2 separate regions of the Homo sapiens genome follow, and region 1 is linked to region 2. A link is an interaction called in ENCODE POLR2A ChIA-PET data of the cell type or tissue named here. Cell type or tissue: CD4-positive, alpha-beta T cell. All regions are shown on one strand. Each heading gives the region's core, and the rest is flanking DNA. Links, peaks and the distances in the headings are about the cores only.

The links. Peaks named below come from ENCODE experiments on the same cell type or tissue, not always from the same donor. Only the 100,000 strongest peaks of a DNase experiment are listed, where the experiment ranks them.
Region 1: POLR2A ChIA-PET joins it to region 2 with 5 read pairs; 3 of 35 experiments call an interaction of 5 or more read pairs at or near these places.

The regions. Positions count from the first base shown.
Region 1 is chr21:45,441,012-45,448,438 of GRCh38, reverse strand. All of the region lies in intron 2 of COL18A1 (collagen type XVIII alpha 1 chain), which reads right to left. It overlaps LOC124905042 (a long non-coding RNA gene), which reads right to left. Exons shown (of 2, transcript XR_007067909.1): 1 at 7,054-7,427. Among named protein-coding and RNA genes, the nearest start is that of COL18A1-AS1, 20 kb to the right of the region's middle. RefSeq lists enhancers at 5,697-6,206, 7,387-7,427. In CD4-positive, alpha-beta T cell, for the core only: no CTCF peak of the experiment used is centred there; a DNase peak (open chromatin) is centred at 4,438.
Region 2 is chr21:45,562,734-45,569,591 of GRCh38, reverse strand. It overlaps a transcript of SLC19A1 not described here. Among named protein-coding and RNA genes, the nearest start is that of SLC19A1, 24 kb to the right of the region's middle. In CD4-positive, alpha-beta T cell, for the core only: no CTCF peak of the experiment used is centred there; no DNase peak of the experiment used is centred there.

The DNA.
Region 1 (7,427 bases), core at 2,055-6,054, 120 kb after region 2:
GCATGTGTGAATGTGTGCATGGGTATGTACATGTGCACACATGGATATGCATCACGGATGTGTGCGGATATGTACGCATGTGGAGGTGCATGTAGATATTCTTGTGTGCACACGCATGGATACCTGTGCATGTGGATATGCGTGTGTGTGGATATGGACACAGATGGAGAGAAAGGGAGTGCCTGGGAAAAATGTGGCAAGTGTTTGCTTGTGAGTCGAATGGAAGGTGTGTATGAGCGTTTTCTGATCATCGTATCAACGTCAATGCAGGTTTGAAATGTTCTCAAAGGATGTTTGTAGAGAAAATAGAGGTTTCTTCCTGATGTCTTCTGGCAAACTCCCTATGCCAGCTCTACCTCTGGCAGTCCAGGTGACTCAGCAGAGGGTGGGAAGAAATGCTTTTCAGACCTCGATCCATGTCCCCTGGGGCTCTGTGTGGGTGTTATTCCTGCATGCCTTCAAAGCCTTGTTACTCCTTCCAGTCCGAGGAGGCTGGCAGAAGACGCTGCCTCTGTCTTCTCCTGAATGCTGCTGCAAGGGGGGCCAATGGGTGGAGCACAGCAGGGCAGCGAGGCTCACCGACATCTCCTGCTTGATGTGATAAAGTTCACTGAGGGCGAACCAAAAGACCTCAATGTGCTCTATAGGCTCTAAGGGAACCATCCATGCTCTACCCAAAACAAAGCAGATATTTTCAAAGACTCTAAGAAGTTCGAGAGCCAAGAGGTCCCCCGATTTTGTTCTTCTCCAGGATTGCTTTGGCCATTCTGGGTTCCTTGAAATTCAATTTAAGTATTGGGGTCACTTTGACAATTTCTATAGCCAGTGGGGATTCTGGCAGGAGTTGTGTGGACTCTAGTTGATTTAGGGAGTATTCTGTCTTCCAATCCATAAACATGGGATAACTTTCCATTTATTTAGATCTTCCTTAATTACTTTCAATGTTGCTTTGTAGTTTTCAGAGTATAAGTTCTTGTTGATGCTGTTGTAAACAGATTTTTCTTTCTTAATTTCATTTTTGGATTGTTCATTGCAAAATAAATACAATAGATTTTTCTATACTGATTTTATACCCTGCAACCTTGTTGAGCTCATTTATTGGTTCTAATAGTTTTTTTGTGGATTACTTAGAAAAAACTGTAATTTTAGAGGAACAATAAAAAACTTTTTAGAGGTTAGAACTTTTACTTTTAAATATACATATGATATATGATATATATGATATATGATATATATATATATAAGATCTGGCCTCTAAAAATACAGTTTTACTTGTTCCTTTCCAATCTGGATGTCTTTTATTTCTTCTTGCCTAACTTTCGTGGCTAGAACCTCCAGTACAATGTTAAACAGAAGGCGCAATAGGGAACGTCCTTGTCTTGCTCCTGATCTTAGGAGGAAAGCATTCGCTCCTCCACCACAAGCACGGTGTCAGCTGTGGGCTCTGTCACAGATGCTCTTTACCAGCTTGTTAAGTGTTTTTCATGAATGGTGTTGAATTTTGTCCAATACTTTCTCTGCATCTATTGAGATGATTGGGTGTTTTTAATATTTTATTCTATTGATATGATGTATTACATTGATTTTCAAGTGTTAAACCAACCTTGAATTCCTGGGATAAATCCCACTTAGCCATGGTGAATTTTTTTTATATGTTGCTGGATTTTATTTACTAGTAGTCTACCAAGGATTTCTGTGTCCATAATTCGTAAGATAAACTAGTCTGCAATTTTCTTTTTTTGGCAATGTCTTTGTCTGATTATGGTATCAGAGTAATATTGGTCTCATAAAATGAATTGAGAAGCATTTCCCACTCTCCTAGTCTTTTGAAAGAGTTTGTGAGAATTGGTTTTAATTCTTTAAATGCTTGGTAGAATTTAGCTGGGAAGCTCTCTGGTCCTTGGCTTTTCTTTATGGGTGTTTTTGGATTACTAATTCAACCTCTTCACTTGTTATATATCTATTCACATTGTCTATTTCTTGTTGAATCAGTTTGAGTAGTTTGCACCTTTCTAGGAAATTTTCAATTTCATCTGCCATCTATTTTGTTCATAGTATTGGATTAGAAAAAAGTCAAAGGACTTACATTCCCAGTTTTAAGACTTACAATGCGATGGTAACAGGACAGTGTGGGAGTGGCGCAAGGACAGACACACGCATCGGTGCAGTGGAACTGAGGGTTCTGGAATAAACTCATAACCTACGGGCAACTCATGTTTGACAAGAATGTCGAGACTGTTCAGTGAGGAAAGAGCAGCCTTCAACAAACGGTGCTGGGCCAACGAACAGATACACGCAAAAGGGCGAAGCTGGATCCCTACTTCACACCACATGCAGCTATTAAAATTTTTATTTTAGCTCTTAAATAAAAGAGCTAAAATAAAAAAACTTTTGAAGGTTTTCTTTTTCATAACCTTGGATTTGGCAAAAGATTCTTACATATGACAGCAAAAGCCCAAGTGACAAAAGAAAAATAAATTGGACTTCGTAAAAACTTAAAAGTTTTGTGCCTCAAAGGACACCATCAAGAAAGTGAAATGACATCTCACAGAATGGGAGAAGATATTTGCGAATCATATATGTGAGGAAGCACTTCTATCTAGATGATGTAAAGAACTCATAAATCAACAACAAAAAGACAATAATCCAACTAAAAGTGGGCAAGAATCGGAATAGACATTTCTCCAAAGAAGAAATACAGATCGCCAAGAAAGACAAAAAAAGATGTTCAACATTATCAGTCATCATGAAAATGCAAATGAAAACCACAAGACACTGCTTTACACCCAACATGGGCTGGAAACAAAAAGTCAGAGAAAAACAAGTGATGGCAAAGATGTGGCGAAATCAGAACTCCCAAGGCTGCAGGAAGGGACGTGAGATGGTGCAGACACTTGGGAAAGCAGGCTGGCGGCTGCTCAAATGAGTAAACACAGTTACCATAGTCCCAGTGATTCCACCTTAGGTATATACCCGAGAGAAACGAAGACACACGTCCACACTGAAACTTGTACACAAGTGTTCACAACAGCACCGTTCATCACAGCTAAAAGGTGGACACCGCTCAGAAGTCCACCAAATGCTGAATCCATAAGCACAGCATGGTGCCTCCACCTGGTGGGACATTATTCAGTGACAGCAAGGAATGAAGCCCTGGGACAGGGTGCAACACGGACGAACCCGGAAACCACAGGCCGAGGGGAAGAAGCCAGACAGAAACGACCACACGTTCCATGGTTTAATTCGTATGGAAGCTCAGAAGACGGAACCCAGGGACAGAAAGGAGATGACCGGTGGCCAGGACTGGAGGGAGGGAGGGCGGCGGAAAGGCTTCTCTCTGGAGTGATGAAATGTTCCACGGTCGATGGGGATGATGGTGGCATAGATTTTTGAATATACTGAAAACCACTGGATTGTACACTTCGAGTGAATTGCACGGAATGTGAATTACATCTCAATAAAGCCATTCAAAACAATCAAGGGAGACCCACATCACATTTTCCAAACCACGCAATCCTTAATGCTGCTTGATTTCTTATTAATTCCATTTTGAGTGAGATTGATTTTTTTCATGTATTTGATGAAAGTTTTTCTCTTATAAATTCCTGTGCTTTCAAACTCATTTTTAGAGGGGCTATATCAACTTTTAAAAACTAGGGTATGGACACGGAGTCATCTTTGCTGCTAATGTTGGTTTTCAAACCTAGTACCAGCATGTTCGAGGAGCACGTGGCTTCCTCCTAACACGTGGAGTAGTGTTTCCTCCCTGGCTCACAGCCTCCACTCCCCGGAGCCTCTCTCGCCCTGCACGACCCAGGCTCTCAGAGCTGCTCTCGTGCTGGCCCCCGGTGCTCGCAGCTGGCATTTATCGAGGGCTCCTCTGTCCACAGCACTGTGGAACCACCCTCCATGCACGAGTGAGCGTGCACCTCACAACTATCCTGGCATGTGCATTTTACAGCCAGAAAACCAAAAGTCCGGACGACCAGCTGACCCCAGCCCTACGCCTCACCACAACCCCGCACATCACCCACACGAGCACAACGTCCTTCATTCACTCTGCACATCCCACACCTCACTACACCCCTGCACGCACCTCACTACACCCCTGCACGCCACCTACTCGGGCACACGGCCCTTCATTCACTCCACACGCACACCCGTGCTCCTGCTGCAAGCCCAGCCTGCTCGCAGCACTGAAGATGCGCTGGAGAACAAAACCTGGCACAAAGTGAACTTAGAGGTGATTTCGGGAGGCAGGAGGTACCATGGAGCGAATGTGTCACATGGGAAAGGGTAGAGGACGCCACGGGACGACCACGCCAGGCCAGGATGTGCAACGGGGAAGGGGCCGAACAGAAGACAAGAGAGAGCGACAGCGTGGCAGCCGGGAAGCACGTTCCCCACAGAGGGACACTGAATTCTTGCGTGGCAACATGGCCCCCCAGTGGTAGGGCCAGACACCTACTCGCCCTGTGACATCCTGGCCACCCAAAAGAGGACAGGCAGTCCTGGCTGCCACTGGGAGGACGGTCCCCTTCCTAGGAGTCTGGAGGGCCACCAGATGTCCAGTGTCCCTCGGACGCATCTAGGGGATCATGCAGCAGGCATCTCTCCTTAGTGCTGCAGCTCAGCTATTCCTCTCCACCAGCAGAGCCGCGTAAAGGGGCACGGGGCCGCATTGCTCTCATAAAGACTCTTCACCAGGAAATTGGCACTTGATTTGTGTTTTCACGGAGGCCTCCCTGGGGACCCGGCTGCAGCCCGGGATGTGACAGACAGGTACAGGACCACCCAGAGGCTTCACTTTTCGCCCACGTGGGAGAAAAAGGGCCGCCTGTCGGAGAACAGTTCAGCACAGTCCACACCCCGGGACCTCCTAGGTCCCGAGAGACCACAGTGCAAGGAGGGAGCCCTTGGCCGAGGCTCCTAGCTCTGGGTGGCCAGTGGCAAAGCATCTCCACCACCGGGACTCTGCTGCGATGCCGAGCTGGGCTGTGAGGGCCAAGGAGGAAAGGCACGGGCGGCCTTTCAAGCTGGTGAAGGCCCACTTGGTTTTCAAGGGTTTACCAGGTTGCTCCTTAACTGGGTTTTCTCATGGAAGGCCCCAGGGCAGGCTCACACAGCCAGGTTCCCATGGGGCTGCCAGACCTACCCAGACCCCAGCTGTGACAGCCACACTTGTGCCGGTTGGGGCCATGGGGTAAGCACCTCCCAGGCACCAGGACCTGTGCTGGATGCAAGACCCAGCTGTCCTCCAGGAATCCACCCACACCAGCACCGCCGCCCACACCAGCACCGCCGCCCACACCAGCACCGCCGCCCACACCAGCACCGCCGCCCACATCAGCACCACCACCACCCACACCAGCACCACCACCGCCCACACCAGCACCGCCGCCCACATCAGCACCACCACCACCCACATCAGCACCGCCGCCCACACCAGCACCGCCACCCACACCAGCACCACCACCCACATCAGCACCGCTGCCCACACCAGCACCACCACCGCCCACACCAGCACCACCACCCACATCAGCACCGCTGCCCACACCAGCACCACCACCGCCCACACCAGGACCTCCGCCCACACCAGGACCGCCGCCCACACCAGGACCTCCGCCCACACCAGCACCACCACCGCCCACACCAGGACCGCCGCCCACACCAGCACCGCTGCCCACACCAGCCCCGCTGCCCACACCAGGACCGCCGCCCACACCAGGACCTCCGCCCACACCAGCACCACCACCGCCCACACCAGGACCGCCGCCCACACCAGCACCGCTGCCCACACCAGCCCCGCTGCCCACACCAGGACCGCCGCCCACACCAGCACCACCGCCCACACCAGGACTGCCACTCTTGGGCCTGGGCGTGCTCATCCGAAGGGGTCCGGCCCTGCTACTACCCGGCGACAGAGACTACGATGTCCAGGAGTGGAGGAAGTGGAGGCAGAGGCTGACAGGGCAGCGCCTGCCCAGCTGACAGAGGTGAGGGTGGGCTCAGGGGCAGGGACACCCATGGTGAGTGAGACACATGGGTGATGTGCAGCCAGAGAGTGAGGGGCCCTCCCCACAGACACGACGTGTGCCTCTGTGGCTTCACGGTTTTCATCATGCTCTGCAGTTACAAAAATAAAACTCACAGGTGGGATTTAAAGGAGAAAAAGCAAGGCACGGGCACAGAACGGGCAGGGTTTCCTCACGTGCACCCTGTGCACCGGTGGTATCCAGTCATGGCCAGTGTCCAGGCTCAAGGCTGTGGCCCCACAGCAGCTACGGTGGGCAACAGGGCAGCGCCACCCACTCAAGGGCACAGCCGAGCTGCAGGACTGTGCAGTCAGGGCAAATGGGCCTCCCCGCAGGACTGCGTGGATGAGGGCGAGGTGACCTCCCCTGGGCTGAACCCCACACAGTGACTGTGAGAAGCACACAAGATGCACAGTCCTCTCCCTGGAGTGAGGGTCCCAGGGGGTCACCAGGCCTGTGCTTTGGCAGGGAGACCCCGAGACCCCATGGACCCTGTGCTGAGGGCGGCCTCCCGTGGCCTTGGGAGTGGCATGGGGAGTCCCTCCTTTATGGAGAGAGCCGTGTTCCCAGCAGCGTGCTCCATCCTTTAAGGACATGGGACATTTTCTGCTGGAAATAGTTGCATATCAGAGGTGGGCGTCTGAGGGGGACAGGTGAGAGCTGACCCGGCGCCATGCCATAAGCTGGCCCTGCTCAGAGGAGACCTGTTGGCGTGAAGAGCCAGCGGCAGAACATGGGAAGCTCACGGCCGTGTTCTGTAGAAGGCGCCGGCTGGTGAAGCAGAGATGGCAGATCACGGAGAGGAGCAGGGGGAACATGAACAGCCCGGGACGGGAACCATGGCCAGAGCCACCGGGCAGCAGGACTGGAGGACCCGGTGGGGGCACCTCCAGGCCAGGAGCTGGCAGCCCTCGAGGTGGGTTCAAGCGTCCCGAGGCCTGGAGGCAGCTGCTGGGGCAGGTGGGGCACCTGGGATGGGCATGTGGGGGTTTTATGATTTAACACAGGAAAACTCTACCTGGGCATCTGTGCTGTCCCTCATCTTCTGGGGACAGTAGGGGCAGCGTCTTGCCCCATTGCTTCCCCCTCTCCCAGTACAGAACCAAAATAAGACCTCGATGAACCCTGAAGGGCAGCAGGTGGAGGAGCGTGTGCCAGAAGTAGAGGTGAGGGACCAGGGCCACGCAGGAGCAGCCTCTGTGTGTAGGGGAGCTGTGGTGTCCAGAACCTGCAAGACCCCAGGTCTGGGCAGCTGCAGCAGATTCCGCCCATAGTGGGGAGATGGGAAAGTCTGTTGTAATTCCCAGGGCCATGTGAGGCGGTGGGCAGAGCTTGGAGCGGAAAGGCGGGTGTCCCCGGGGTTTGCATCCCGGGGGCAAGCAGTGAGGTCTC
Region 2 (6,858 bases), core at 2,859-6,858:
TTAGTAGAGATGGGGCTTCTCCATATTGGCCAGGCTGGTCTTGAACTCCTGACCTCAAGTGATCCACCCACCTCAGCCTCCCAAAGTGCTAGGATTACAGGTGTGAGCCACCTTAAAGTACTCTTCGTAACAGATTCAGATTTACAGAAAAATTGTGAAGATGGTACAGAGAGTTCCCACATACCTGGTACCCACAGTTTCCCTCATAAACATCTTCCATTACTAGGATACATTTGTTACAATTCATGAACCAATACTGATACATTGTCGCTCTCCAAAGTCCCCACTTTATTCAGATATTATTAGTTTTTCTCTAAGGCGCCTTTTCTGCCCCAGGATCCTGTTCAGAATCCCATGCTACGTTTAGTTATCTCGTCCCCATAGGCTTCTCTTAGCTGTGACAGCTTCTCAAGCTTTTCTTACTTTCGATGGCCTTGTCAGTTTTGAGGAGGACTGGGCAGGTATTCTGCAGAGTGTCTCTCAGTTGGGATCTGCTGGCGTCTGAGGTTTTCTCATGATTAAACTGGGAATATGGGGTTTTGAAAGAAGACCATTGAGGTAACCCACCATCTTCAGACAATCATGTCAAGGATCCGTATGACCAGCATGATTGTCACCATTGATGAGGACTTTCATCACCTGGCTAAGACAGCTTGTCCGCTTCCTTGCTGAGAGTGTTCTTTCCCCTTCCGGAACAGTCCGTCTTGGAGGGAAGTTGCTGTGCCCAGCCTGCACGCAAGAACTGGGGAGTTACGCCCCCTCTGAGGCAGAGTGTCTACATAAATTATTTGTCATTCCTCCATGCAGATTTGTCTCTTCTCCTTCATTTATTTGTGGATATGTTATTGCATCCTTTATTTAGATTGGCGTGGACTTGTGGGTATTTACACTTGGGTCACAGTGCAATAACACTTCTTGATTTTGTTGCTCACACTGTTCCAGCATTGCCCGTTAGGAGCTCTTCCAGTCAACTCCTGTAGCCCTTTGACATAGCCCATCAATCTGAGGTTTGTTTTGGCATTTTATTACTACATTTTAGTACAAGATGTTCTAGTCTCATCTTGTATATTACTGGCCCCAGCTCTGGAATCCACCAGTTCTCCAAGGAACCCTGGTTCCTTTCATTGAAGAAGCATATTGGAAACCGAGATCTGAGCATGAGATGTGCTTATAGCTATTGAGGTGTTGTTGCTGCCAAACCCTCTCAGCTCACAGAGGAGAAAATATATGTGCATATATTAACCATGTATATATGCATATCTAAAATACTTCTCTAGGTAGCCGTAGAAATCTATACAGGGCTAAACATCAGTTCATACCAATGTCTCCAACTCAAATCTAGCACCATGTGGGTCATCCCAGCTGCCTCCTCTTGCTTCTGTAACCTCCTAATAGTGAGAAACCTGGCTCCTACCATCTGCTATCCATGTATTTAATTGTTCAATTTTCAGTATACATGTGCTGTGGTTTGAATGTGTTCCCCAAAAGTTCGTGTGTTGAAACTTGATCCCCAGTGAAGCAGCGTTGAGAGGCAGGACCTTTGAGAGGTGATTGGATTAATCAGTTCATGGATGAATGGGTTATGCCGGGAGTGAGTGAGTTACTTCTCAGAAGAATGGGTCTGTTGTAAAAGCGAGTCTGGCCATCTCTTGTAAGACCCTCACCATCTGATGCCCTGTGCCACCTGGGACTCTCCAGAGGGTCCCCACTAGCAAGAAGGCCCTCACCAGATGCAGCCGCCTGACCTTGGACCTCCCAGCTTCCAGAATGGTAAGAAATAGATTTCTTTATAAAGTACCTAGTCTTAGGCATTCAGTTATAGCAACAGAAAACAGACTAAGACAATATTATGGTAGTGTCAGAACTGTTAATTCACACCTCACTGGGAGACAACTTTGTCAGCTAGAGTCCAGTGCTTACGTACTGTTCCTTTGCCTTTAGTCTTAAAGACTCCACTCATTCTGAACTAGGTCAGTGCTGTTCCCCCACTCCCTTCAGTGAGGATGTTCCATGCGTTTGTAATACAGTTAGATGGTTTTGTCACATTCTGGATTCCATCCTGAGGTCCTTGAGCTTCCTAAATGGTTTTTAAATTTGCATACAATGGGGTGTATTCTTTGTACTGTAAAGTTTCACAGGTTTTTGATAAGTTTATAATATCACATATCCACCAATACACTATCATACAGAATAACTGCCCTAAATAATCTCCCGTGCTTTAGCTATTCAGTCCTCCAGCCCTTCCCACAAACTCTTTACCACTGATCTTTTTACTAGCACAATGGTTTTGCCTTCTCCAGAATGTCACATCATTGGGGTTATATAGTGTGTAGTGTTTTCTGCCTGACTTCTTTCACTGAGTCTTATGCTTTTAAGATTTATCAGGAATGTGTTTCTGTATCTATTGACCACATGATTTTTCCTTATGTTTATTGTGGTGAATTCCATTGATTGACTTTCCATTGCTAAACCAACCTTACATTCTTGGCATAAACACCAGTAGGTCACAGTGGAGTTTCTTTTTTATATGTTGTTGGGCATAATTTGAGAATTTTTGTGTCTACATTTAACTAAGGACAGAGCAGAGTGAAATATTTAAAATGTTGAAAGAACTCCACCAACTTCGAGTTCTATATCCAGTAAAATTATTCTTCAGCGTAAGGGAAAAATAAAAATGTTCTCAGACAAATAAAAATGGAGAGAATTAATCACCAGCAGACATGCTCTACCAGAAATATTAGAAGAAGTTCCTTAGGAAGAAGGAAATTATATAGGTCAGAAACTTGAATCTATATAAAGAAACTAAGTGTTTGAGGATGAATAAATATAAAATCCTCCCCCCCTTATTCTTAGTTGATCTAAAATACAACTATTTATTAAAAGTAATAATTATAATGATATTGGGTGATTATAGCATATAGGTAAGTAAAACAAATGACAGCAATGTGGTAAGGGATGGGAGAGGACTGGGAATATTCTGTTACAAGATACTTGTATGTGGAGCAACATAGCGTTATTTGAAAGTGGATTTAGATTAGTTGTAAGTGTATATTGCAAACTCTAGGAAAACACCTTAAAAATTTTTTAATAAAAATTGATATGCAAAGAAAAGAAATACATGGAATGTGTACAGAATCATGTAAGATGCTCAGTTAAAACCAGAGAAGGCAGAAAAAGAATCTCAAATTGTGTTTTCATCTTCAACCAGTTTAAAATACTTTCTAATTTCCTTGTTCGTCGTTTCTTTGACTGGTGGGTTATTCAGATATCTGTTTTCAGTTTGTAAATATTTAGAGATTATTCAGAAATCTTTGTATTATTAATACCTGATATATTTCCGATTGGCCAGAGAACATACCATGATGCAGTGAAACCTTCAAATTTATTGGGAATTTTTTTTTTTTTTTTTTTTTGAGACGGAGTCTCGCTCTGTCACCCAGGCTGGAGTGCAGTGGTGCGATCTTGGCTCACTGCAAGCTCCACCTCCCGGGTTCATGCCATTCTCCTGCCTCAGCCTCCCCAGTAGCTGGGACTACAGGTGCCCACCACACGCCCGGCTAATTTTTTTTGTATTTTTTTAGGAGAGACGGGGTTTCACCATGTTAGCCAGGATGGTCTTGATCTCCTGACCTCGTGATCCACCCAACTCAGCCTCCCAAAGTGCTGAGATTACAGGCATGAGCCACCGCACCCGGCCGGGAATTGTTTTATGACCCAGAATACGGCCTATTTTGGTAAATTGTTTGTGTACAGATGAAAAGAATGTGTATTCTCCTGTTGCTGGGTGACATATTTGATAAATATTAATTTGGCTGATAGTATCCTTCAAGTCTTGTCTGCCTTTACTAAGTTGTCTATCAATTTGTTCTATCAGTTATTGAAATGAGGTGTTGAACTCTCTGACTGTAATTGTTGGTTTGTGTACTTCTCCTTACATTCTAGCTGTTTCTGCTTCATGTATTTTGAAGCTTTATTAGGTGCGTACATGGTTAGGGTTGTTAAGATCTCTTGATGAACTAATCCCTTTATTATTATAAAAAATCCTCTTTATTTCTTACAATGTTACTTATCTGATATCTACTTTGATATTGTAATAGCCACTCTGGCCATCTTTTGAATAGTGCGATGGTATATATTTTTCCATCTTTTGATTTTAAGCCAATTTTATATATTTATATTTAAAGTGTTTTTCCCTGTCAGCAACATAAAGTTGAGTCTGGCTTTCTTATCTAATCATATAATCTCTGCCCCAGTTGAATTGTTTGGGCAATTAGAACATGACTGTGATTATTAATATGATTGGGTTTAAATCTATTATCTTACTTTTCTTCTTATATTTGTTCCATCTGTTATTTTTTCTTTTTTCTGCCTTCTTTTGCATTGTGTTTTTAATTCCATTTATCTTCTTTGTTGGCTTATTAGCTATAATTCTTGTTTTTTCTTTTATTTGTAGCTTTAAGATAAATAGTATGTATCTTTAACTTACGCAGTAATGTGATATTAAAATAGCATCTTTCCATCCCCTCTCACACCTTTTTTGCTGTTGTCAAACATTTTTAAAACTCACACGTTTTTAAACCTCACACTTTTTTTTTTTTTGAGACAGGGTCTTTCTTACTCTGTCATCCAGGCTGGATTGTGGAGTGCAATGGCACGATCATGGCTCACTGCCACCCTGACCTCTCGGGCACAGGAGGTCCTCCCACCTCAACCTCCCGAGTAGCAGGAACTATGGCATGTGCCACCATGCCCGGCTAATTGTTTGTATTTTTTGTAGAGATGGGGTTTTGCTACATTGCTCAGGCTGGTCTTAAACTCCTGAGCTCAAGCAATCCGCCCGTCTCGGCCTCCCAAAGTGCTGGGATTACAGGTGTGAGCCACCGTACCTGGCCAACCTCACACATTTTTAAACCTCACAATACATCATTAGGTTTTTTCTTTTCGTTTTAAGCAGTTGGTTATCTTTTAAGGATATTTTAAAAGTAAGTTTTTAATATTCGTCCACATATTTTCCATTTCCAATACTTTTTATTCCTTTGTCCAGCTTCAGATTGTCCTTCTGTCCGACGACTGCCTTTAACATGTCATATGACATTTGTCTACTGTTGATGAAATCTTTCAGTCTTTGGATTCCTAAAAAAGTCTATTTCACCTCCATTTTTAAAAGATGCTTTTCTCGGGTATAGAATTCTAACACTTTTTAAAAATCTGTTGGTACTTTCGGCCGGGCGCAGTGGCTCATGCCTGTAATCCCAGCACGTTGGGAGGCTGAGGCGGGTGGATCACAAAGTCAAGAGATTGAGACCATCTTAGCCAACATGGTGAAACCCCATCTCTACTAAAAATACAAAAGTTAGCCAGGCGTGGTGGAGCATGCCTGTAGACTCAGCTACTCAGGAGGCTGAGGCAAGAGAATTGCTTGAACCTGGGAGGCGGAGGTTGCAGTGACCCGAGATCGCACCACTGCACTCCAGCCTGGCAACAGAGTAAGACTCCGTCTCAAAAAAAAAAAAAAAAAAGAAAAAAGAAAAAAAGAAAAAGAATCTGTTGGCACTTTAAAGAGGTTGCTCCATGGTCTTCTCACTTGCATTGTTTCCAATCAGAAATCCATCCTTATCCTTATCTTCATTCCTCTGTATGTGAAGTTTTCCCTCCCTCTAGTTGGTTTTAAGAAATTTCTCTTTAACACAAGTTTTGAGCAGTTAGATTATAATGTGACTTGGTGTTGTTTTCTTAATATTTCTTGTGCTTGGGGTTTACTGAGATTCTTGGATTTGTGGGTTTACCTTGTTCAAATCCTTGTTTTACAACTTAAAGTGCCTTAATATTACACACGCATTAGGGCACTTTAAGTTGTCCTGTAGCTCACTGATGCTCTGTCCATTTTTTAAGTATTTTTTTCTGTGTGTTTTATTTTGTACAGTCTCTATTGCTGTTGCTGTGTCTTCAGGTTCACGCATCTGTTCTTCTTCAATGTCTAATCTGCGGGGATCCCATCCAGTGTACTTTTCACCTCAGACGTTGTAGTTTTCATCTCTAGAAGTTTGATTTGTGTTTTTTTTTTTAAATCTTCAATGTGTCTCCTCCTAATACTCACTCTTTTCTTTACCATTTTGAACATAAAAATATAGTTACAATAATTGTTTTAATGTCCTTTTCTGCTAAATCTACCTTCTTTGTCATTTCTAGATCTGTTTCTATGGATTAATTTATATCCTCATTTTGGGTTACGTTTTCTTTTTCTTTTTTGCATGCCCACTAATTTTTGATTGCATGCCAGATATTCTGAGTTTACTTTGTTAAATAATTGACATTTTTGTCTTCCTACAAATATTCTTGAGCTTTGTTCTGGAATGCAATTAAGTTACATGGAAACAGTTTGTTTCTCCCGAGGCTTGCTTTGAACGTTTCAGGCAAGGTCAGAACAGTTTTTAGCCTAGAACGAGTTTATCTCCCCTACTGTGGCAAAGCCTTCTGAGTGCTCCACTCCACGTCCCATGGGCCATGAGATCTCTGCTCTGACTGGCGGAACAGGCAACATTCCTGCCTGTGCATGAGCTCTAAGGGTCACTTCTGCTTCTCTTTCTGATGGTCTTTCCCTGGCCTTGAGTATTTGCCTCTCACACCTGCACAGATCCGTACACACGTAGATACCGGAGGAGGATCTTCCACGGACTGTTGGAATCTGCTGTAAATTCAGCTCCTTCCCCTCTGATCCATTCACACCTAGACACTGGAGGAGGATCTTCCATGGACTGTTGGAATCTACCGTAAATTCAGCTCCTTCCCCTCTGATCCATTCACACCTAGATACCGGAGGAGGATCTTCTGCGGATTGTTGGAATCTACCGTAAGTAC